3 separate regions of the Mus musculus genome follow, and regions 1 and 2 are each linked to region 3. The links are chromatin loops, found by intact Hi-C in ENCODE. Cell type or tissue: gastrocnemius. All regions are shown on one strand. Each heading gives the region's core, and the rest is flanking DNA. Links, peaks and the distances in the headings are about the cores only.

Region 1 (7,536 bases), core at 1,145-6,144, 830 kb before region 3:
CTCTGTGACAGGTGACAACAGATGAGTCCCGTGTCTGGACTCGTGCTTCTGTGTTTCTAAGTGTCTTATTTCTGACTGGGCTTTCATGTTCCCGAGCTCCTGTAACTTTCCATGTGCCGCTTATATCTGAACATCAATCCACTTTTGACTCCTGCACCCTCAACCTCCTCTTTTTGCTCTCTCCAGTGCCAGCGCTGTTGTATCCCCAGCACCTTTGGGTGGTGACTATCTTCTCAGAGCCTAGCTTTGCTCTGGGGGAGGGTGGTACGTCATGTAGCACAGTTGAACTCTTTTCTACATACTATCCTTTTTCTGGGGGCCCTGCTTATTCCTCTTCTCTTCTCCAGCACTTTGACCTCTTGTAGTCCTGTCATTTCTGCTACCAGGTCGTTTCATAGTAGCTTCTTGTTCCCTAGAACTCTCTTTTCTGATGGCTCTTTCTGATCTGTGATTTTTCTATGCCTGTTATAGCCTTTCCAATTTTGGGAAGCGTCTTGGCCTTCTGTTCTGGTATTCTATCTGTCTGTAACGTCTTGGCCTTGTTCTCTACAGTGATCTGATGCTTGCACATCTCACACTCAGGCATCCACACTCTTAGCTAATCCTCTTATTTCTTCAACTCTTTTCTTGTCATCCTCCAGTTTCCACAGTTCTTCAATAGAGACTTAGTATGCCACTCTCTCAGTAGCCTTCATCCCTGTACGTGCAGTCCTATAACCAAACCCTTTTGCTCAAGCCATATTGACTGGTGGATTAGAAATGGAGCCTGCCAGAGTGCTTTCTCAGGTTCTTGCCTGTGTTCCAGGGCTGTATCCAGTGAAGCCCAAGCCCTACCTGCTTTTCCTAATGTTTGTGCTTACCCCTGATTGTCCTGCTTGCTCTTCCTTCTAATATGTGACCGTTCCTTAAGTCTGCTTTAAAGTCTTTGGATGACTTTTCTTTTTAGTTCGTTCTCTCTCTCTCTCTCTCTCTCTCTCTCTCTCTCTCTCTCACATTATGACCCTTTTCCTCTTTCCTTTCATTGCTCCAAGTCCTCCCATATACCCTCCTTGTTCTCTCTCAAATTCATGGCTGCTTTTCCATTAATTGTACATGTGTGTATATAACCTGCTCAGTCTATATAATGTTACTTATATGTATGTTTCAGGGTTAATCATTTGGTGTTGGATAACCAGTTAGCATGCGCTTCTCTGGGGAAGACTATTTCTTCTACTCTCAGCATTACTTAGTTGTATTGCAGGATATTTGATCACACTGTGAACCCTGAGATTGTGTTATTTACCGAAAAAGAAAACTTTTTCTAGTTGTGGTGTGGCTCAGCCTGTAGCACACACTTTTAATCCCTCTGGCTAGAATACAGATACAACCTTAGTGCATAGTTTTAATTGTAAATAATGAAGATGAAGTTAGGTTGTAGAAGGACATGCTTGAAAGGATGTTTAATTGAGCAGCAAAGTGACTAATCAGGGAAAGAATTAACAGACAAGGATTTCCAACTCTCATCGAAAGAGTTAGGAAAGGTAAGCTACCTAAGAGAGCGGTGCAGAGGGGGAAGGAAGCGGTTTTACCAGGACAGTTACACACAATGCTTTCATAGAGAGGACAAGCTGGACAGATGAAGACAGAATGAGCCAGAGAATGAGAAGGAGCCAGAAGATTAGAGTATAGTGCCAAAGTTAGTCTCAGGCCAAGCAGACAAATTTAGGAGAGGCCAAAAGAGAGACACCAGAGTGAATCAGTCAGCTTGGAGAGGAGCTTAAGCCAGAACAGCTGAGTTGTATCAGGCAAGGAGAGATCAGAAAGAGCTAGAAAGGATGCGCTTATTCATCAGTAGATCTCAGAGGCTGAAAACATTCTAGGCCTAGATAGGATTGTAAGAAGGCTAGAGGCTTCCAGTGCTAGTACTAGGTTAGTGGTAAGCCTTGGAGATGACAATCACCCAGGTGAATCAAAGTTTCTTTTACATAGTTGCCTATTATTTTTGTGTAGAGTTGAGGCCTATGGAACAATAAGTAAAGACAAGTAAATTTAAGCTAGTCCTGATCTGTGGGCAGGGGTGGGGCATGGGAGAGTGGGACAACAAGAGCCCCTGGGCCTAGTGTAGGCTTTTGAAACCTCAAACCCCACACCCCAGTGACACACTTTATTCAACAAGGCTACACTTCCTAATCCTTCTAATTTTTAAAAATAGTTCCACTCCCTGGTGGCTAAGGATTCAAATATATTAGCCTATATGGGGTATTCTTATTCAAACCTCCACACTCCTATTCACAATAGTCTCAAAAGGAGATAAACAAACCTCACCAAGGTAGTAAAGGACCTCGGCAATGAAAAATTTAAATCTCTGAAGAAAGAGATAGAGAAAGACACTAGAAAAACTGAACAACATCCCATGCTCATGGATTTGGTAGAATTAATATTGTGAAAATATCTATTTTTAGTTAAAGCTATTTATAGATTCAATGCAATCCCAAACAAAATCATCTCATTCTTCATAGAAATAAAAATAACTGTCTTACAATTCATATGGAATGAACAAAAAAGGACAATGCTGAAGAGATCACCATTCCAGATTTAAGATCAGTAACAAAACCGTAGGAATACAAACAGTATGGTACTGTCACAGAAGTAGACAGACCAATGCAATAAAATCCAAGATCCAAACATATGTAACTTCAGCCATTTAATATTTGACAAAGATGTCAAAAAGATAAGCTGGAGAAATGAAAGCATATTCAATAAATGGTGCTGGGAAAACTGGATGTCCACCAGCGAGAAGAGCTGTATCTATCAATCATCTCGCACAAAAACTAACTCCAAATGGAGCAAAGGACTAAACTTGAAACCTGAAACACTGAAGCTGCTATAAGAAAACACAGGAAATACCATCCATTATATAGGTGTAGGAGAGGACTTCCTGAATAGGACTTCATTTGCCAAAGAAACTAAACAGCGTCTGCACACCTAAAGAAACCATCAACCATGTGAAGAAGAAGCCTGTAGAGTGGGAGAGCAACCTTGCCAACTATAGACCCAACAGAAGATGATATCCAGAAAAAAAATATGTATGTGTATATATATGTATGTGTGTGTATATATATATATATATATACATATATATATATATATACATATATACATATATATATATATATCCTTCAAACACAGAGTCAAAAAACAAACTATTTGTTTTTTTTTAAAAAGGGAGGGAAACATGGCTGGGACATGAACAGAGAGTTCTGAAATTAAAAAAAAGGGTTATAAAATATCTCAAAACAATGTTCATATTCCTTAGCAATTAGGGAAATGCAAATCAAAACAGCTTTGAGATTTTACCCCAGTCAGAATGACAAAGATCAACAAAGCAATTGACAACAAATGCTGGGTGCAGTGTGATGGAAAAGGAGTCCTTATTCACTGTTGGTGGGATTGCAGACTGGTACAGGCATTATGGAAATCAATGTAGAGAATTCTCAAAAAGCTGCAAATAAATTTACCATGACCCCGTTCTGCCACTCATTGCCATTTGCCCAAAAGACTCAATATCGTACTATACAGATACTTGCTCAGCCACATTCATTGCTGCCCTGTTCATAACAGCTAGGTCACCTTTTCTTTGCTCAGATATCCCTGACTACCTCAGCTGCTGACCTTGTTTCCTGTTACTTGAGGAAACAGAAGCAACTATGAAGAAGATGTACCTGCTGCTCCCTTCCACCAAGCTTGTCACTGCCCATTACCTGACTGTGCAGCCTCATCTCTTGGCCCCATGCCTGGCTTGACTTTGCTCTGGGGCAAGTCCACCTTGCTCAGATGCCAGCCCTCGTCTCTGTCCACCGACCCAGGGACTTAGCTGCTGCCATTCTGCCTCCTCTCCAAGGGCTGCATGAAGACATTTCCACCTGCATGAAGACAACTATACATTTTTTTAAAAAATTGTTTTTTATTATCCATACAAAAATGCTCACTTCTATACGAGGACAGGAGGACAGAGGTCATGTGTATCAGGCGCTACATGCCAGCCCTTCCCCAGTCCTGCATCTGGCTTCCTGAGGGAACACTGTGCATAGTGAAGGCCCTGGTCTGGGGCACTGGCCACATCCCTATGAATTGTACCTCTGTCTGGCCTCTGTCAGGCCTGTGGTACTTGTAGAAACTATAGTCCTCTGTCATGACTTTGACATAGTATGAGACCCAACTTGAAGGCTGATGCTAATACTTCGGTGGGGTACTAGAGACTGAGAAAGGACTACTGGGAAAAAAAAAGAGATGATGCTCAGAGGTACGAGGTCTCGGAGGAGCAGTGCTGTGAGCTAGTGCACTGCACGGAGGGCACAGGTTAATAATGAGGACAGGGCTGGCAAGGATGTTGGGATACAGGGACACTTGTTCACTTTTGGGGAAACACAAGCTGGTGCAGCCACTGTGTAAATCAGTATGGACACTGTTCACAAAGATGGAAGTAGATCTGCCACATGATCCAGCTCTACCACTCCATGACAGATAAGCAAAGGACTCTCTATCCCCCTATAAAGATACCTGCTGACCAGTGCTCACTGCTATTCTATCACAATAACCAGGAGGTAGAAACTTCCTAGATGCCCATCAACTGCTGAATGGCTAAAGAAAACATGATACATTTACACAATGGAAATTTGTTTAGTTAAGTGGAATTACGACATTTACAGATAATAAATAGATCTGGTTCATCAGTCATTAACCCAGATTCAGAAAGATGAGCATCACATTTTCTCTTATTTATGGATGTTAAAGATTCAAAGTATAAATGAGAGAAAATATGTGATACATACATACCCATACATAAAAAGTTTTAATGGGCTTTTGGTCGGCGCCAGCTCCGGGTCACCTTGGGCACAAACTCGGTGGACGGTCCCATGGATCCTAGAGGACTCTCCACCGATCTTAGCATCACTGGTGAGTGGAACACAACATCTGTTCCAAACCAATTGTGACAGGCCAGTGCCAGCAGCAGGGATGCAGGAAACCAGCCTGATCAGGGGGCTCAAGTCCCTTCTGGTCGGCGCCAGCTCTGGGTCACCTTGGGCACAAACTCGGCGGATGGAACTTGGGGCTCTAGCTGCATATGTAGCAGAGGATGGCCTAGTCAGTATTCAATGAGAGGAGAGGCTCTTGGTCCTGTGAAGGTTCTATGCCCCAGTATAGGGGAATGCTAGGACCAGGAATGGGAGTGGGTGGGTTGGGGAGTAGGGGGAGGGGGAAGGAGATAGGGGATTTTCGGAGGGGAAATTAGGAAAGGGGATAACATTTGAAATGTAAATAAAGAAAATATCTAATAAAAAAAAGTTTTAATGGAGCTATCCTGTAATAGGGCAACAATCTACTAAATACCATGGGCTAACAAAAACACAGTGCAGGTTGGATTATCTCTTTGTGAGTTGTTGGCTGGTGAAGTCCCATAGATCCCTAAACATTACAGACTATTGCCAATGCTTTTGGTTACCCTTCCAAACTTGACAGTAAGGCCCAATTGCTGAAGATTGGACATGCATGCAGAAATCAAACAGTTCAAATCAGGAAGCTTCATTTCTACTGGCTAGCTTTCATAGTGCAGGAAGGCGGTGTACAAGCTACTGGGGAAGAAAAGGAATCAGGTATTACCCAGTTGTGAACACTGGGAGCTACAGTAGCAAGTGGCCTGACAGAACATAATTATGATAGGAAAGTAGATTTGCTTCTTTGTTCTAGGTCTTGACCTCAAAGCTCCTCATGCAGGACTTGCCATTCTTGTGAGTGCCGCAAGTATTAGTCCTACATCCTCAAGTCCACCTCCACTGCACACTGCCCCTCCTCACCTGCTTTATTTCTCTACAGTCTTTCCACTCTGTGACACGCCTGTCTCTCCACAGTGGACAGAGCTTCTCAGGGCAGGGAGCCTCGTAAGTGTGCCCTGCTGTGCAAGGTACAGGCTGGGTATAAAGACTATATGTATCCCATGGTTGTTCGTTCCATTGGTGGGTAGATAAAAATCAAATAAAAACACCAAACAAACCCAAGGTAGAGCATTAAGAAGGCAGGCAGGGAAAGTGAAACTCAATGGGAGGACAGAAAACAGAATCCTGGTGACATGTTTAGGAAGGGTGACACAGGCACAGTAAACAGCCGAGGTTGGGCAGGTGGAGATCAGGGATTTCCCACTGTTGTACCCACACAGTCTGTGCAAGCAGAACTGTTTACTTCCAGGGCTCGGCAGTGAGGACCCATTACAGTAATCAGGAGAAAATCATTTATAGCTCTTCCCAGTGTTAAGAGGCTGCATATACCATAACATGCTTAACTGTTTAAGTAATGCAGCAGCATTAATTGAAATAATTAGATTTTGTGCGTGTATAGCCCATGGGTGTACTGGATAACTTTAGAAGTTCTATAATGAATAGAAATTATTTTTTTTTGTTTGAGTTCAAAACATTTACAGCTCTTTTAAGGTAATTTATTTTTAAACTATTAAAGTCTTTGAACTATAATTCAATTCTGTTAGGCACTATTTTCATCTTTGTGATAAAAATTTGTATATCACTTTTGGAGGAGTGGCAGTTTCTTGCTTGTTTTATTCTAAGTAAGTTTTTTTTTTTTTCCAGTACTGGAGATTGAACACTGGGCCTTCTTTGTACATGCTAGCCAGGCCCTCTACCACTGAGCTCTCGCCAGCCTCTTGATCCTAATCTTTTTTTTTTTCTTTCTTTTTTTTAAGGCTGTTCACATTAAAATTTACATTAACTCTTTATTCAGAGCACAGAAGCAGTAGCAGTTTTTTCTAGGTTTTAATACCGTTGGGTTCTGAAAAACAAAGGGGCTGAGGAGAACAAGCTGTGCCTGTGCAGCCTCTCTTCCCGGACCTCGGGGACCTCGGCCAGCTTCTGTGTCATTGTCAGTATTTGATTCTTGCTACTTAGAAGTTGAGTTTCAGGGTTTTGTGAAGATACTGAAACTCAGGATTTATCTGTGGCTGCTTTGTCATAGTGCTTTCTGTCAGGCACTTGTGTTACCGCTGTACTGCAGGCAGTTAGGATATTGCTTATCTAATGTCATTTATAGATGGCGAACACAATAGCTTTCTTAATCAATGAGTAAAGAATACCTCTTTGAATAGGGATATAAGCACCATATGTCAAGTACTATAGTAGGCTATATGTATAAATTACTGTATTTGTTTGCCTACACATCACACACACACACACACACACACACACACACACCTCTAGGGAAATATTTTGGACTTCAACTCTGGGATTCTATGCAAAGTGTTTGGGCATAGTCAGACAGCCTAGACTTGATAGTGTATCTTCAGAAGGCATTTGTATAAATAGGGATGAAACAGTGACAGAAGTCAAAATTTATTTGGCTTCTTGGTCCCTTTGAGTCACTTTCATATAATAAAATGTAGTTCAAACAAATTATTTGCTGCAAGAGTGACTGAGGGAAGCATAAACTAAAAGGGCCATTTTGGGAAACAAAGCCGAAGACTGTGGATCATGTGTCATACATAGTCCTTGGAAT
Region 2 (7,536 bases), core at 1,145-6,144, 590 kb before region 3:
TTTAAATCTTACCTTTATTTTCAAAATTTAATATTTAAATGTCAAAGAATTTAATAAATGCTTTATAGTATCTTAAAGGGATCTACTTATTGGCTTATAGATTGATCCTAAAACAGCTACCTTATTAGAAAAGGGAAAAACAGGTTTTCTCCACAGAACGCTGCAAAAACATATTAATTCGTGTGACGAGCTGGCAGGTAAGTTGACTCAGTGTCCTGATTGAAATGACTAAAAAACTAAATTAAATTCATGTTTTAGATCCATCCTTGCTTGTCATTTTGCCAGTTTAGACTAGCTTCTAGCCTTTAAACTTTATGGCAATAGTACATCAGAGACTGTATATTCTGACTTAGTAAAATTAGTCATTTAATAGAGTCATAATGATTTTTCTCTTTTCTTCAGTGTGACCAGTCATTCTAACTCAATCTTAGACTGGTCTAATATTCAGTCCAATGTTAGAGATTCCTATATTCTAAATTACCTAGCAAAGTTAATTCAGAGCACATCCCCCACTTCCCCTAGATCCCTAACCTCAAAAGGATTGCTGGCCTTACAGCTAGTGAAAAAAGCTATTAAAGAGCAATTTGTCACTTATATAGATTACACACATACACATGGAAGCTGAATAATGCCCTACTCAATGATAACTTGGTCTAGGAAGAAATAAAGTAAGAAATTAAAGACTTTTAAAGAGTTTCATGAAAATGAAGCTACAACACACCCAATCTTATGGGAAACAATGTAAGCAGTGCTAAGAGGAAAACTCATAGCTCTGAGTGTCTCCGAAAAGAAACTGGAGCGAGCATACACTAGCAGCTTGACAGCACACCTGAAAGCTCTAGAATAAAAGGAAGCAAATATACCCAAGAGGAGTAGACGGGAAGAAATAATCAAACTCAGAGATGAAATCAACCAATTAGAAACAAAAAGAACTATACAAAGAATCATTTTTTTTTTTTGAGAATCAACAAGAAAGATAAACCCTTAGCCAGACTAACCAGATAAAACAGAAATGGTATCCAAATTAACAAAATCAGAAATAAAAATAAGATATAACAATAGAAACTGAGGAAATTAAAAAGTTCATTGATCCTACTACAAAAGCCTATGCTCAACAAAACAGGAAAATATGAATTAAATGGACAAGTTTCTAGATAGGTACAAGATATCAAAGTTAAATCAGGATCAGATAAACCATCTAAACACTCCTATAATTCCTAAAGAAATAGAAGCAGTCATTAAAAGTTTCCCAACCCCCAAGGAGCTAAAGAGATCTGCAACCCTATAGATGAAACAACAATATGAACTAACCAGTACCCCCCCAGAGCTCGTGTCTCTAGCTGCATATGTATCAGAAGATGGCCTAGTCGGCCATCAGTGGAAAGAGAGGCCCATTGGTTGTGCAAACTTTATATGCCTCAGTACAGGGGAACGCCAGGGCCAAGAGGGAGTGGTGGTGGTGGTGGTGGTGGGGGACTTTTGGGATAGCATTGGAAATATAAATGAAAAAAATACCTAATTAAAAAAAAAAGTTTCCCAACCAAAACAAGCCCAGGACCAGATGGTTTTAGTGCAGAATTCTATCAGATCGTCAAAGAAGACATAATACCAATACTCTCCAAAGTATTCCATAAAATAGATACAGAAGGAGCACTACCCAATTTGTTCTGTGAAGCCACAGTTACGCTGATACCAAAACCACACAAAGACCCAACAAAGAAAGAGAACTTTAGACCAATATCTCTTGAGTATCGATGCAAAAATACTCAATAAAATTCTCACAAACTGAATCCAAGATTACCACAAAATAAATGATCTTTCACCAAGATCAAGTAGGCATCTTCCCAGGAATGCAGGGATTGTTCAATATAAGGAAATCTATCAGTGTAACCCACTAGATAAACAAACTCAAAGGAAAAAAAGACCATGCTCATTTCATTAGATGCTGAAAAAGCATTTGCCAAAATTCAGCATCCCTTCATGTTAAAAGTCTTGGGAAGATCAGGAATTCAAGGCCCATGTCTAAAACTGTTAAAAGAAATATACAGTAAACTAGTAGCCAACATCAAACCAAATGGAGAGAAACTGAAGCAATCCTACTAAAACAGGGACTAGACAAGGCTGCCCACTCTCTCCTTATCTATTCAATATAGTACTTGAAGACCTAGCCAGAGCAATTAGACAACAAAAGGAGGTCAAAGAATTACAAATTGGAAAGGAAGCAAGTCAAATATCATTATTTTTAGGTGACATGATAGTATAATTAAGTGACCCTAAAAAAATCCATCAGAGAACTCCTCCTGCTGATAAACAACTTCAACTGGATATAAAATTAGCTCAACCAAATTATAAACAGGTTGAGAAAGAAATTAGGGAAGCAATACCCTTCACAATAGTCACAAGTAATATAGACTATCTTGGTGTGACTCTAACCAAACAAGTGAATGATCTGTACAACAAGAACTTCAAGTTTCTGAAGAAAGAAATCGAAGAAAACCTCAAAAGATGGAAAGATCTCCCATGCTCATGGATTGGCAGGATTAATATAGGAAAAATGGCCATCTTGCCGAAAGCAGCCTACAGGTTCAATGCAATCCCCATCACAACTCCAACTCAATTCTTCATAGAGTTAGAAAGAGCAAGTCTCAAACTCATTTGGAATAACAAAAAATCCAGGATAGCAAAAACTATTCTCAACAATAAAAGAACTTCTGGGGGAATCAACATCCCTGACCTCAAGCTATACTACAGAGCAATGGTGATAAAAATTGTATGGTATTGGTACAGAGACATACAGGGAGAACAATGGAATAGAGTTGAAGACCCAGAAATGAACCCATACATCTATGCTTACTTAATCTTGACAAACGAGCTAAAAACCACCCAGTGGAAGAAAGACAGCATTTTTAACAAATGGTGCTGGCTTAACTGGTGGTTAGTATGTAGAAGAATGCAAATTGATCCATTCTTTTTTAATTTTGATTTTTTATTAGATATTTTCCTTATTTACATTTCAAATGCTATCCCAAAAGTTCCCTATACCCTCCCCCCACATGCAAACACCAAACCCAGACACTATTGCTGATGACAAGAAGTGCTTGCTGATAGGAGCCTGATACAGCTGTATCCTGAGAGACTCTGCCAGATCCTGACCAATACAGATGAGGATGCTCACAGCCAACCATCGGACTGAGCAAAGGGACCCCAATGGAGGAGTTAGGGGAAGAACTGAAGGAGCTGAAGGGGCCTTATCTGGCATCAATGGGAGGGGAGGCCCTTGGTCCTGTGAAGGCTTTATGCTCCAGTGTATAGGAATGCTAGCTCTGTGAGGCAGGAGTGGGTGGGTGGGCAGGGGAGCACTCTCATAGAAGCAGTTTAAGGGGGAATGGGATAGGGAGTTTGCAGAGGGGAAACCAGGAAAGGGGATTACATTTGAAATGTAAACAAATAAAATATCCAATTTAAAAAAAAAAGAAATTAGAGCGAAGACTGGCTAGGTAACTCTCTATACCACTCACAGCTCCATCCATGCAGCAACTGGCCTCCCTCCATGGTGTCAGTGTGGCCAGTTATGGTAGTTATTGTCTTAGATCAGGTACACCTGCAAGGGCAGACTTCCTTCCCATGCTGCGTGTAGACAGATACACACTGTAAGGATGCTCCTATCTTGGGGAAGCAAACGTATATTCTGGTCTTGAATGCTTTCAGTTTTATTTTCTTAACTACTTTGAAGGATTGACTTCCCTTCAAAAAAGGAAAGCTAATTTGAGGGGCGGGGATTAACTGTGAAGAATTAACTTTTAATTCTTCCAATCAACTTTAGATATATGACTCTATGGGAAACACTCTGTGGCTTTGGTAAAGTACTTGTATCTGGTGTTTTGGTGACAAGGAGTTAGCAGCACTTCCACTTGGGGAGCAAACAGGAAGGATCCGTGGGAGTTACTGTGCTTGGGAGCTCAGGGCTGACAGCAGCAGAACCTTACAGAGTCACACTCAGTTCACTTGCTGGTAAGAACCAACAGTTTCTTTCCATGGTTATCTTCTGGTTGGGTTTGTTGTTTGTGATTTAATGTGTTGAAAGGCATGTAGCGCATGCGAGTGCACGTGCGAGCGAGTGAGCGAGAGTGAGCGGGCGCGCGCGCGTGTGTGTGTGTGTGTGTGTGTGTGTGTGTGTTTTATGTTCTTCTTCTCAGGTAACAAAGACTTAGTTTTAGTTTTAGTACTTCAAGTTGCCTAAATCAGTTCTTTGTGGGCACCAGAGGGCGCCAACGTAGGTTCTTTTACTTGTGTTAGCACATTATTTTAAAAATGAATTTAGGGTTACGGCTGCTGGCGTTCTGGGAATTTGTTTTACTGTTCAGTTTGCGAACAAGATGTTCAGCGCCTGTGCTGATGCTCTGTTCTCATCTGTGGCTCTATGTTCAGGGAAAGTGGTAGGGAAGCAACTCTCCCCGAGGCTGTATGCTGCGAAGCTTGGATGCCTTTGATCCCCTTATAACTTAAAAAAAAAGTTCTTTCTTGTAACCTGTTGAAAAGTGATTTCCTAAGAGCTATTTGTATTAGAATGTTAGTGGCTATTTTACTGGAGGAATAAATAATGATGCTCATATAAATGATTGGGTTGCTGGCAGAGCCTTGGCTGTTGGTGACAAACCAGTGAAGAAAAACTTAAGGTTTATATCTACAGGCACGTAGGGAGGCATGTCTGTAATCCTGGCATTGGAGGTGGGCAGGACAATCACTGAGAGTTTGAGGCCAGCCTAGTCCACAGAGTGGACCTAAAAGAACATCTTAGAAGAATATAACCAGGGCCTGGTAGATGGCTTAGGAGCAAACTTATACTGAGCCGGATGACTGGAGTTTGGTCCTTGGTAGGGTGGAAGGAGAGAACCATCTCCTACAAATTATATTCTGTTTTCCAAACATGTGCTATGACATATATACTCAAGTACACATTCACATGTGCCTGTACATGCTCGCTCACACACACACACACACACACACACAAATAAATAAACAATCTAGAACCCCAAATCAAAACAGAACACCTCATTTGCATTTACTTAGGGCTACCAGTGTTCTTTGTGTCTGTGCAGATAGCCACTGGATGGGCTGAATATGATTTATCAAATTTGGCTTTCCTTGAGTACATAAGAGTATTACAATTAAGAATGTTCATCATGAGCTTACAATTAACAGTGACGTTCGTTGGAACGTTGATTTGAACTCTGTGGAGTGTGAAGCAAAGGGACAGGGTGTGATGTGCACATGCATGCAGTCCTTCTAGACTTGATGCACTCCAGTTTGAAAGCATTGTTTACTCTTTTAGCTAGCGCAGAATAATACACCCCACAGGTGCTTCGGGCAATCAGGCCAGCTTCTTTGTTGAAAGTACAGCTTGGGTTGTGCATTCTTCCAGCTGACCCTTTATTTTTACCAAAATACCTCTCCTGCTGAATTTCTATTTTGAGGCTAAGAGGAGTCTTTTCTTTCTTGGGCAAGACTGCACATCCCTCTGTTCATAAGACAAAGGGTGCTGTAGGGAGGTGAAAGGCAGCTGCTCGGACAGAGTGGCAAAGAGGAGCTCGGGCAGCTCTCTTAAAGCCTGCTGCAGGGCGTCTATGATGGGGTAGTCAATTGTCAATTGACTGAGGAAGGCAAACTCCTCTGTGAGAGGATGGATAGCTGAGAGGGGAGGTGGAGGAACAAGGTCAGATGGGCACTGGAAATAAAATTTGTAGGATGAGGTCTGTAGGGCTGTGGGCCAGTGTAGTCCTTGAGCTTAAAATCCTTGAGAATGATCAGATGGGTTGGGAGCACGTGCAGTATGTCTTTTTGCCCACCCTCTTCATTCCCTTTGTTAATTTTCCCCATTTCAGGTTTTTGCGGCATGACCGTGAGAAAGTGCTCCAGGCTTCTTGTACCCAAACTCCTTATCTGTGGTGATCCTCCTTCCAGGGTTGAACAATCTCTTAATTTGCAGACTACCACCCAAGTGAATAATCAAGAAAGATGAACACCGTGTACTAGTGACAGGTTTCCTGATGGGAGAATGATATAAACTCACTTGCATATTAATTATGTTCCTTGGAGGCCATGCCTTCACCCTGACCATGCTGTAAAGAATTAATAACTGTCCCTTGCAATCTCATTACAGTGGAATGGAGACCTACATCTTTCAGCCTGGAAGGGAAGTGTGCCCTTTATTGTATCATCTGACATTTATTCACTCCATCAATTATCCAGCAAGTGTTGTTTAAGTGTGTTCTAGGGTTGTCTTGGGCTGGGACTTCTACTCCATCATACAGACTTTGTCCTTGAGAGATCTGCTAAGCTATACCTCTTGCCAGTTCTGTGCTGCCTGCTGGTTCTATACCCTTGGATGCTTTATGACCTCTGCATAACCTATAAAGAATTGCATGTAGTCTTTGGCATGTGGGAGGAAACTCATTAATGAGGTTTATAGTCACAAAATTTAGTTTAGATGTTGAGAATGAGCTGAGGAGGAATAAGTTATGGAACCATTTCTTGTTTCATATATACGATCCTACACCACAGGACGAATGTGTGACTTTGGTCTAGGCAGGGGTTGTGAGTCTTGCCTAGAAACAGCAGAGAACAGCATGAAGCTAGGTAAGAGCCTACCTCTTTTACCAAGCTGAGACCAAGCTCAAGAAGGCAGCAAGAGCTGCTAAGATGGTCAGGAACAGTGAGTGCTCAGCAGGAACTCAAGAGACCTCCCAGAACAGTGCCCAGTGGCACAGGAAGCCAGATGAAAGTCTGGTGGAAAGGAGTTTCTGCGACCTGTGGGTGAGAGGACAATTTCCCTCATTTTCCAACCTCTCCCTCAGCCCCTCAGTCATCCACTATGGACTATGGCTGGCTTTCTGGTTGGGTCAAACTAGTGATAATGAGTTAGAGGTCCCTATAACCAAGTGCCCACTCAAAAATTTTGGGGACCTTCTTATCCCAACTCTTCGTGTGCAATGGCATTCATATGTGGCCACCATGTGCACACTTCTGATGGGAATGTGAGTTACTGACTAAGTGGACGCTCCCTAAGCTGCTGGTCCATGCACCCCACTGAAGGCTGCAGGCTTCATCCCTGGGCTTCCTGCTCAGGGAAGGCCTGGGGCCTGCAGTTCTGTTGCTGTATCTCACTACCCACATCCTGGAGAATGGGAGTCAGCAAGAATACCTGATCTTGGCAGGAAGTGCAGTCTGTTGTTGTGCAAGCCAGACAGGACCATAGAGTTGATGACTGTCGCTGACTGGACTGGGGAGCTTTTCTTTCCTGTCATCCACAACTCATGACTTCAGCTCTTCTCTACGTCAAGAATTCCAACCATTCAAGGCAGGAAAACCACTTCAACTCTTAAGTGACAAAAAGCAGTGCCAACTTGGAGGGGACCAGTGACCGACGGGTACTGTCCTTTTCTCCCCTCACACAAAGCATTCATCTAATTAGCTGTTTACTGTGGGGCAGGGCTGGCCACTTGCCTCTGTCTTATAGAGCAGGAATGTGGATTTGGC
Region 3 (7,536 bases), core at 1,273-6,272:
GGGATTTGAACTTCAAACCTTCGGAAGAGCAGTCAGGTGCTCTTACCCACTGAGCCATCTCACCAGCCCCTTGTAGGATCTTTCTATAGGCATGAAAGAAAGGTATTACATAGGTGTGACAAAGACCCCAAAGAAAATACAGGCCGCTGAGCCTTAGCAGGGCACCCACATATCTCCTCAGAATTGGTAGTATCAAGAAATTGTGCAAAATATATTATGGTACTTACTGCCATCTTCTCATACCCAAGTTTTTAATCTGTTCTTATAAAAAAAAAAAACCAACAACTGCATCATAATGTTCTCAAAACTGGTATCTTTGTGCTATATGGGTTGCATAAGTTAAGAAATCACAGAGACTTCCTGAACTGTTGGTTATGTGACAAAATTTCTATCTTGTGCTGTCGAGAACCTTCACGTCCCTTCGTGAGAGTAAGCTGTGTATGAGAAGGGAAGTTTCCATTGAGAGGGTGGATGTCACTCTCTCAATGGGTGGATTGAGTCAGGTTGTGATCATTTTTCCTGTGCAGGAAGACATGTGACCCAGCAGCTGACAGGGTGGCAGAGAGGTCCTCCCCTGGTGGGGTCTCAATGTCATCAGTGTCACACTCCATGGGAAATGTTGGGCACACATGGAAAGGATGCTCGGTGGCTACAAGACTTGGCCAGAAAACACCGAAGCCCCTGCCAGGGACTCATGCGGGCACAAAGAAGCTGGCTATACTCAGCCTATGGGGCTCCCTAAGATCCAGGAAACCCAGGCACCTTCTCTCTGGGTACCCAGGAATGTGGCCCACATGTGACTTCATAGAAACAGATCACAATTCACTTCTTGGGTATTGACTTTCCAAGCACTCTGCTGAGTATATGTTCAAAGGTAGAGAGCAAGCTATGACCGTGGAACAAATCTAGTCCAAGGCCTATTTACACATAACTTATAAGCTGACATTGTTCTTAGTACCTGTAAATGTCTGAAACAAAGAATCTAAACGATAATATTCACAGCACCTGAGAACTCCATGAAACTTGGAGCTGAGTAGCCATCAGTAAACTTTCACTGGACACAGCAGACACATTCACGACATCTTGCCCATGGCTTCCTTCCTACCTGTGTGACAGACCTAGTGGTTACAGCAGAGATCATTAGGCCTCTGGAGCCACATACACACACACACACACACACACACACACAAACACACACACAGCTTTGCTGTGGACAAGGCTATTTCTAGTCTTTGTAGGATTCCCAACCACGGCTGGGGATGTGGTCTGGTCAGCAAAGTGCTTATGACACAAATTTGAGGAGTCAAGCTTGTTCCCCGTACCCACATAAAAGGCCTGATGGAGCAGCACTTTTCTGTGATCCCAACACTGGGGAAAGGAAGACAAGAGAATCCAGGGCTTTCTGGCCAACTAACATGGCCAGATCAGTGTGCTCCAGTTCAGCAGGAGACCCAGTCTTAAAGAATAAGGAGAACAGATAAAGGACATCTGACATTGACCTTGAGCTCCACATGCTCACCCACACACTGTGAACACAGAAACTAACACACGAATGCTGTGGATGGCACTGTGCTGCTTGTATTTTTATGTTAATTCTGCTCTCCCAGGAGAGGCTGTCTGGACTCAGGAATGGGTCGTGAACTCATTGGCTTCTGGTGAATCAATCCCTAATGAATAAAGGAGCCAATCACTGGGCAAGTAGGCGGGACTTCTGGTTTGGATGAAGGAAGAGAGGAAGCAGAAGAGAGTTAAGCCTTTTGGACAGGGACAGCATAAGTATAAGATGTAGCTGCTAGAGTTTCCCAGTATCATGGAGGATCCACAAGGATTTGCCACCAGAGGAATCAGATTTTAATAGGGCTTACAAGATTAGGTTTTAGTTGTTGCACCCAGAGATTGAGTTACCGTTGTTTCTGAACTAAGTTGGTGTTGCGTTTTCCTTCACACGGGGGCTCATCTGGGTTCAAGAGAGAAAGGTACAGGCGGCAAAATGTGTGAGTTTGCCTGAGGTGCACCACAAAGGCCATGGAGCTTTTGAGGCATGGGGAGACATGCTTAGCAAGCTGGGTAGAGACATTTGGGAGCTTCAGGCCAAAGAGTCTCCAGGAAATAAAACAAGTTGGCCATTAGCTGCCAGTGCACAGCCAGTCAGGCCACCAGGGCAGAGTTGGCAGTGCAAGTGTGGGAATGTGCTGTTTCGTTTTTAATATTTCCTGCAACACATACATACACAAAATGATAGATTAATCAATTATTTAAAAACAAAAAATGACTTGGGGGCTGGAACTGCGGGGCCTGCTCTCATCAGTAGAGGATCTTTCACTAGAATCCACAGGGCTTGTACACAATGCCCCCCTCCCTACGAGCCAGAGAATGCCTCACAGGGTTTGTGAGCACGGCAGTGGGAAGCCACCCCACTCTTTGGGGGGCAAACTGCAAAGCTGAATGTCAATCAAAGATGTACCTGGTCAGAGAGAACAGCCCTGCCCAGAGCCCCCACCTTCACCCCAAAATAGGAATCTGGGATTGGGAGAGAAATAGTTCTTTCTCCTAGAGCTTGACTCTCAAGCAGAAAATTCACTACCAATACACATTTTACCACATTAAAAGTGCTGAGGCCTGGAAGGAGACCTGGCTCTGGCATGAAGCTAACCACCATGTCCAGTCCAGAGTTTAGCAGCAGAGCCATGTCTCCAGACAAGACACTGGTTTAGCCTGAGCAGACCGAGAAATCTGTAGTCAAAGAAATGATAATACAACAAAAATCAAAGAAAAGCTGCCCCCAACCACAATTGATTTCTCAGTGCAGTCTTGTGTGCAAGGTGACGACGTGCATCTAGCTCCTGCAGAGAAGTGTTCCTCTCCCCTGATTCAGCCTCATTCTAGCTGGGAAAATCCTTCCAGGGGCTCTTAGCACAGTACAAGAGCTGGTTTTTAGATCCTCACAGCCTACATGCTAACCCAGATCCTTGAGAGGACTGTCAACGCCCAGGCCCATGTTGATTCCCTGTATGCCCAATCCATGGGACTCCAGGTGACAGCTGTCCTATGCCACCTATCTCTGGCAAGGAGGGCAAACAAAACAGCTAGGCAGGGGACTAGGACCCAGAAACATGAAAGCAATCTCCTGAGCAGTTCACATCCTCGGAACAAATAGACTCAGAGGTTCGTAAGGCACACATGGAGAACGGAGAAGGAAACCTAGCGTTTAATTTGGCATCCACATACATACACACAGGACTGTCCCTGCTATGCACCAAATATCCTCTGAGGCCCTCTTTGGCTCTTGGGCAGGAGGGCATTGCATTCAGCCCTGTGAATTCTAGTGAAAGATAGTCCCATTTCTGACAATAGTGGGCCCCTGAAAGTCCAGTCTCTGTCTCGTGCCCTGCAAGCCAATTTGTGTGTGTGTGTGTGTGTAATATGATTCTGTATGTGTTTGGTTTTGTGTTCATGGTGTATGTGTGTGCATGTGTATATAGAGGTCAACCCCAGGTATCCTCCATCTGTGACTTCTAGGAACCTCCAAATCTACCAGGTCAAAGTTCGTGGTCAGCTGCTATTAGCCCTAATAGCACCATCAACACTTGCAGAGATAGGCACCACAAAGGCAGCTCTGGGGGGATGCTGGGCAACTCCAGCTCGCTTTTGGCCAGAAGTGAAAAAGGTAGATTAGGTTTTAGTTGTTGCACCCAGAGATTGAGTTACCGTTGTTTCTGAACCAGATTGGCCCTGAGTCTGGTACTCACGCCTATACATATCCTCTCTAGTTTATGACTCCCATCTGTCGCATAAACATGAGGCATGAGTGAGGGGGTGTCCTGCCTTGGTGAACTCCCCAATCCCCTGTCATTTTCTAGCAGCTGTGAATTCTCTATGGTCCAGCCCTGCCTGGTAGCTAGGTAGAAAAGACCCAAGCACAGCATTCTTCCCTGCGTGGAGGCCGAGCGCCCTCTGGTGGCCATGTTGGGAAAAAGACTTGTGGACCCAACCAGATGGCTTAGGAGCAGGCACTGCACAGATACTTACACATATAAATAATAATAATAATAAAATTAAAAAGAAAAGCCAAATTAGGAGCACTGCACTGGCCCTACTCTGTAGCAGTGGACATGTGGGTCCTCATCTGTCCAACCATCTGAGGAGTGGTGGGTCCAGGGCTCATTGAGATAAATTGGATAGCAGATGGTTGAGACCTGAGGGAAAGAAAGGGAAGGTCTGGAAGGAGTCTGGCACTGTTCTAGTTTCATTCTGTTGCTGTGATTTAAAAGAAAAAAAAACATAGCCAAAAGCAACTCAGGGAAAAAGGGGTTTATTTCAGCTCATAGCCCCACAGTCAGCGAGCCCCACAGAGGAACACTGCTTGCTACCTTGCTCATGGCCTCATGCTTATCTAGCTTTCACATACATCCCAGTACCACTGTCCTAAGGAATGGTGCTGCCCACAGTGGGCAGGGCCACTGGAGAAGGAACATGGAGAGGTAAAAGGTCATGCTAGCCATGAAGACAAGCAAGGAAAGATGTAATCTAGAAATGGAAGTGGCCTGCTGACCAAAGGTGGAGGGCAGAGATGCCCACACAACTAGAACCACTGCAGGCATTCATGGGGGACCAAACTAGTACATCTGTGCTCATACTCCATACTCATACTCCAGTGAAGCATTTCCCCCCGAGACAAATGAGCCCCTGAGCCTTGCCTTCATGTTAACAGAAGAGCATATGGGCACAAAGGGCACAGTTACAGAGGCCATAGGGAACATATACCTGGTACCATGGATGAGACCCACACCTCACCTTGCCCACTAGTGACAGTCCCAGCCACAACAGACCTTCAACATCAAGCTGCCAGTGTTAAGCTAAGAGAACCTGGGACACATCAGTGAGGGCAGGAACTTGTGTGGGTAGCCAGTGTTATCAACACGGGTGGGATATAGAGAGTAGAGGAGGGGCTGCCATCTTACTCTTTCAAGCTCCTGCAGAAAGCATTTTGAAAGTCAGGAGAGGCCAGGAGGTAAAGAAATGAAGGAAAGCCAGCCAGGAACCTGGGCTGTTGAATCCAGAATGCCCCTGAGGAGGCCCAGCCCTGGTTGGAGAGCAAAGCAGGATCTACTCCAGGAAAGATGTAGTCAAGATGCTGTCAAGGCTGCCGAGACAGCAGGAGCTCCTGTCCTGTGGTATTCAGGATGTCCTAGCACATCTGCAGTCACAGGCGGGCACTCTAGCACCAGCATGCCAGCAAAGCTCTTGTGTTCTGGGAGCAAGGGTCAGCCTCCTTTCCTTTCTTCTTTGTGATTGTTGTTGTATGTGTAAGAGTCTTGTACCCGCATGCATGCCTGTACACCGCACGCATGTAGTACCCAAGGAGGGGATTCATAGCCTCTAGAACTTGAACTACAGACAGTTGGGGACCCTTTTGTGGGTACTGGGAGTCGAACCTGAATCTTCTGGAAGAGCAGTCAGTGCTCTTAACGGCTGAACCATCTCTCTCAAGCCACCCCCTCTGTTTTAACAAACTTTTATTGAAAGAAAAAGATATAATGAATGCCTGCTTTATGCTGGAATCTGTCACCACCAAGCCTCATACAGACCAAACATGCATTGTATATATGCACAGCTCCCCTGCCTTTGACACTCTGTGCTTGGGTAACAAACTACATCAGGACCTGACAGTGCAGTGGGGGAACAATCTTCTGACACTTTTTATTTTGAAATAAGATTTTTTTCCAGTGGCCTCCTATAGTCTTGAATTCACTCTGTAGCGTAGATAGGCCTTGAACTTGGTAATCTTCCTGCCTCATCCCCTCAGCTGGGTTTGCAGGCCTGTAGAGTCAGACACCACTCATTAGTATCTATGAAATGTGTAGTAGCATTATACAGTATTATGTAGTGGCACCTTTGTGTTATATATATATATATATTCTTATTGCTAAAAAAAATGCCAAGAACCATCTGGCCCTGTTGAGTTGTGCATTGTGCTTGCTTCTGGCACTCATAGCTGTTGCTGACTCCTGACTAATCAGAGTGGTGGCTGTGGAAGGCTGGGGTGGTCAAGGTGACTTTTTGCCTTAATGACAGTGGAATGGGCCACACCTGTCCACTCTTCCCTTCATGAACATCCCCTGCAGTTTATAGTGTTGTTTGAGAACATTTCTTTCAACACTGAAGTAATCCTCTCCAGCTCTGTTACCACTTCTCAACTAAGTTTCCATGACACCCCGACTCCTCGGTTGTCACAGGGATAGATTCTGTCTCAAGAGACTTCCTTCCAGGGGCTAAGGAGATGGCTCATCAGTAAGGTGTTTTCCACAAAAGTATGAAGATCCAAGTTTGGATTTCCAGAGCCCATGTAAAAAGTCAAGCCTGGACTGAGGAGATAGTTCAGTGGATAAAACAGTTTACACTGAAAGCCTGAGAATGAGAGTTCGAATCCCCAGCATGCACCTAAAAACAGATGGGTACAATTGCTGTAATAAACGTCAATGTGCCACAGTAACATTGTGAAGGAATATGCTTTTGTCTGAGCAGTAGCCACATTAGTCACGTGGTAAGCAGGGATGGGTGTGCCCTCTAGGCTTCGCTGTCCCACAGGCAGAACACAGGGTTGCTAAGGAACATGGTGGTCCTGGACAAGTGTCTGCTGCTCTTTCTCTTAAGCCAGGCATTAGCTTCTCTTCAGCTATGGATGTGCCCAGGAGAGTCCTCATCCAATGAAAGATGGTTTACACCGAAGGCATGCCACTGAGTGTCACTTCCGACTACTCTCTCAGCTTCTTCAGCTTTGTCACCTGACAGGTCAGGCAATGCCTGGAGGAAAGCTCTCCAATGTGACTCCACAGTTGGCAACATGGGCGATTCGCTTTCTTGTCACTCCTGTGCTCAGTGGGGCAGCACTTTCAATTTCCTTCCAGAAGTTTTCCTCAGCACTCAAAACTTGGCTAGCCCCTCAGTGCAAGAGGCCTCATGTTAGCCTAACCTTAGCCTAACCTGAAAGTCACATCCTTTCACTTGGGACATTTAGAAGCTGTCTTAGAGTTCTATGGCTGTGAACACGCACCAGGACCAAGACAAATCTTATAAAAGACAACATTTAATTGGAGCTGGCTTACGGGTTCAGAGGTTCAGTCCATTATCATCAAGGTGGGAGCATGGCAGCATCCAGGCAGGCATGGTGCAGAAGCTGAGAGTTCTATATCTTCATCTGAAGGCTGCTAGTGAAAGACTGACTTCCAGGCAGCTAGAGGGAGGGTCTTAAGCCCTATGCCCACAGTGACACACCTACTCCAACAAGGCCACACCCCCTAATAGTGCCACTCCCTGGGCCAAACATATACAAACCATCACAGAAGCTAATAAACACACAGCTATTTGTTGGCCAAATTTCAATATTATTGCCTCAGAAAATAACAAGCAAGGTCTCGAGGCCAGAGAGATGGCTCAGAGAGTAAAGGTAATTTACACCAAGCCTGGTAGCCTGAGTTTCACCTCCAGGAACCAAATAGTAGGAGAGAACCAACTCCCCCAAAGTTGTCCTCTAAC

Evidence for each region. A loop is a pair of places that touch in the nucleus more often than their neighbours do. Peaks named below come from ENCODE experiments on the same cell type or tissue, not always from the same donor. Only the 100,000 strongest peaks of a DNase experiment are listed, where the experiment ranks them.
Region 1: a loop joins it to region 3, with 3.0 times the contacts of the local background. A loop is called at or near these places in 39 of 42 quality-filtered maps.
Region 2: a loop joins it to region 3, with 10 times the contacts of the local background. A loop is called at or near these places in 23 of 42 quality-filtered maps.

Annotation. Positions count from the first base shown.
Region 1 is chr5:29,277,522-29,285,057 of GRCm38, reverse strand. The region is part of intron 9 of Lmbr1 (limb region 1); the gene reads left to right. Among named protein-coding and RNA genes, the nearest start is that of Gm42244, 7.2 kb to the right of the region's middle. In gastrocnemius, for the core only: no CTCF peak of the experiment used is centred there; a DNase peak (open chromatin) is centred at 3,774.
Region 2 is chr5:29,033,574-29,041,109 of GRCm38, reverse strand. No RefSeq gene overlaps it. Among named protein-coding and RNA genes, the nearest start is that of Gm35881, 29 kb to the right of the region's middle. In gastrocnemius, for the core only: a CTCF peak has its summit at 4,255 (motif pointing right); a DNase peak (open chromatin) is centred at 4,269.
Region 3 is chr5:28,447,796-28,455,331 of GRCm38, reverse strand. No RefSeq gene overlaps it. Among named protein-coding and RNA genes, the nearest start is that of 9530036O11Rik, 15 kb to the left of the region's middle. In gastrocnemius, for the core only: no CTCF peak of the experiment used is centred there; a DNase peak (open chromatin) is centred at 3,948.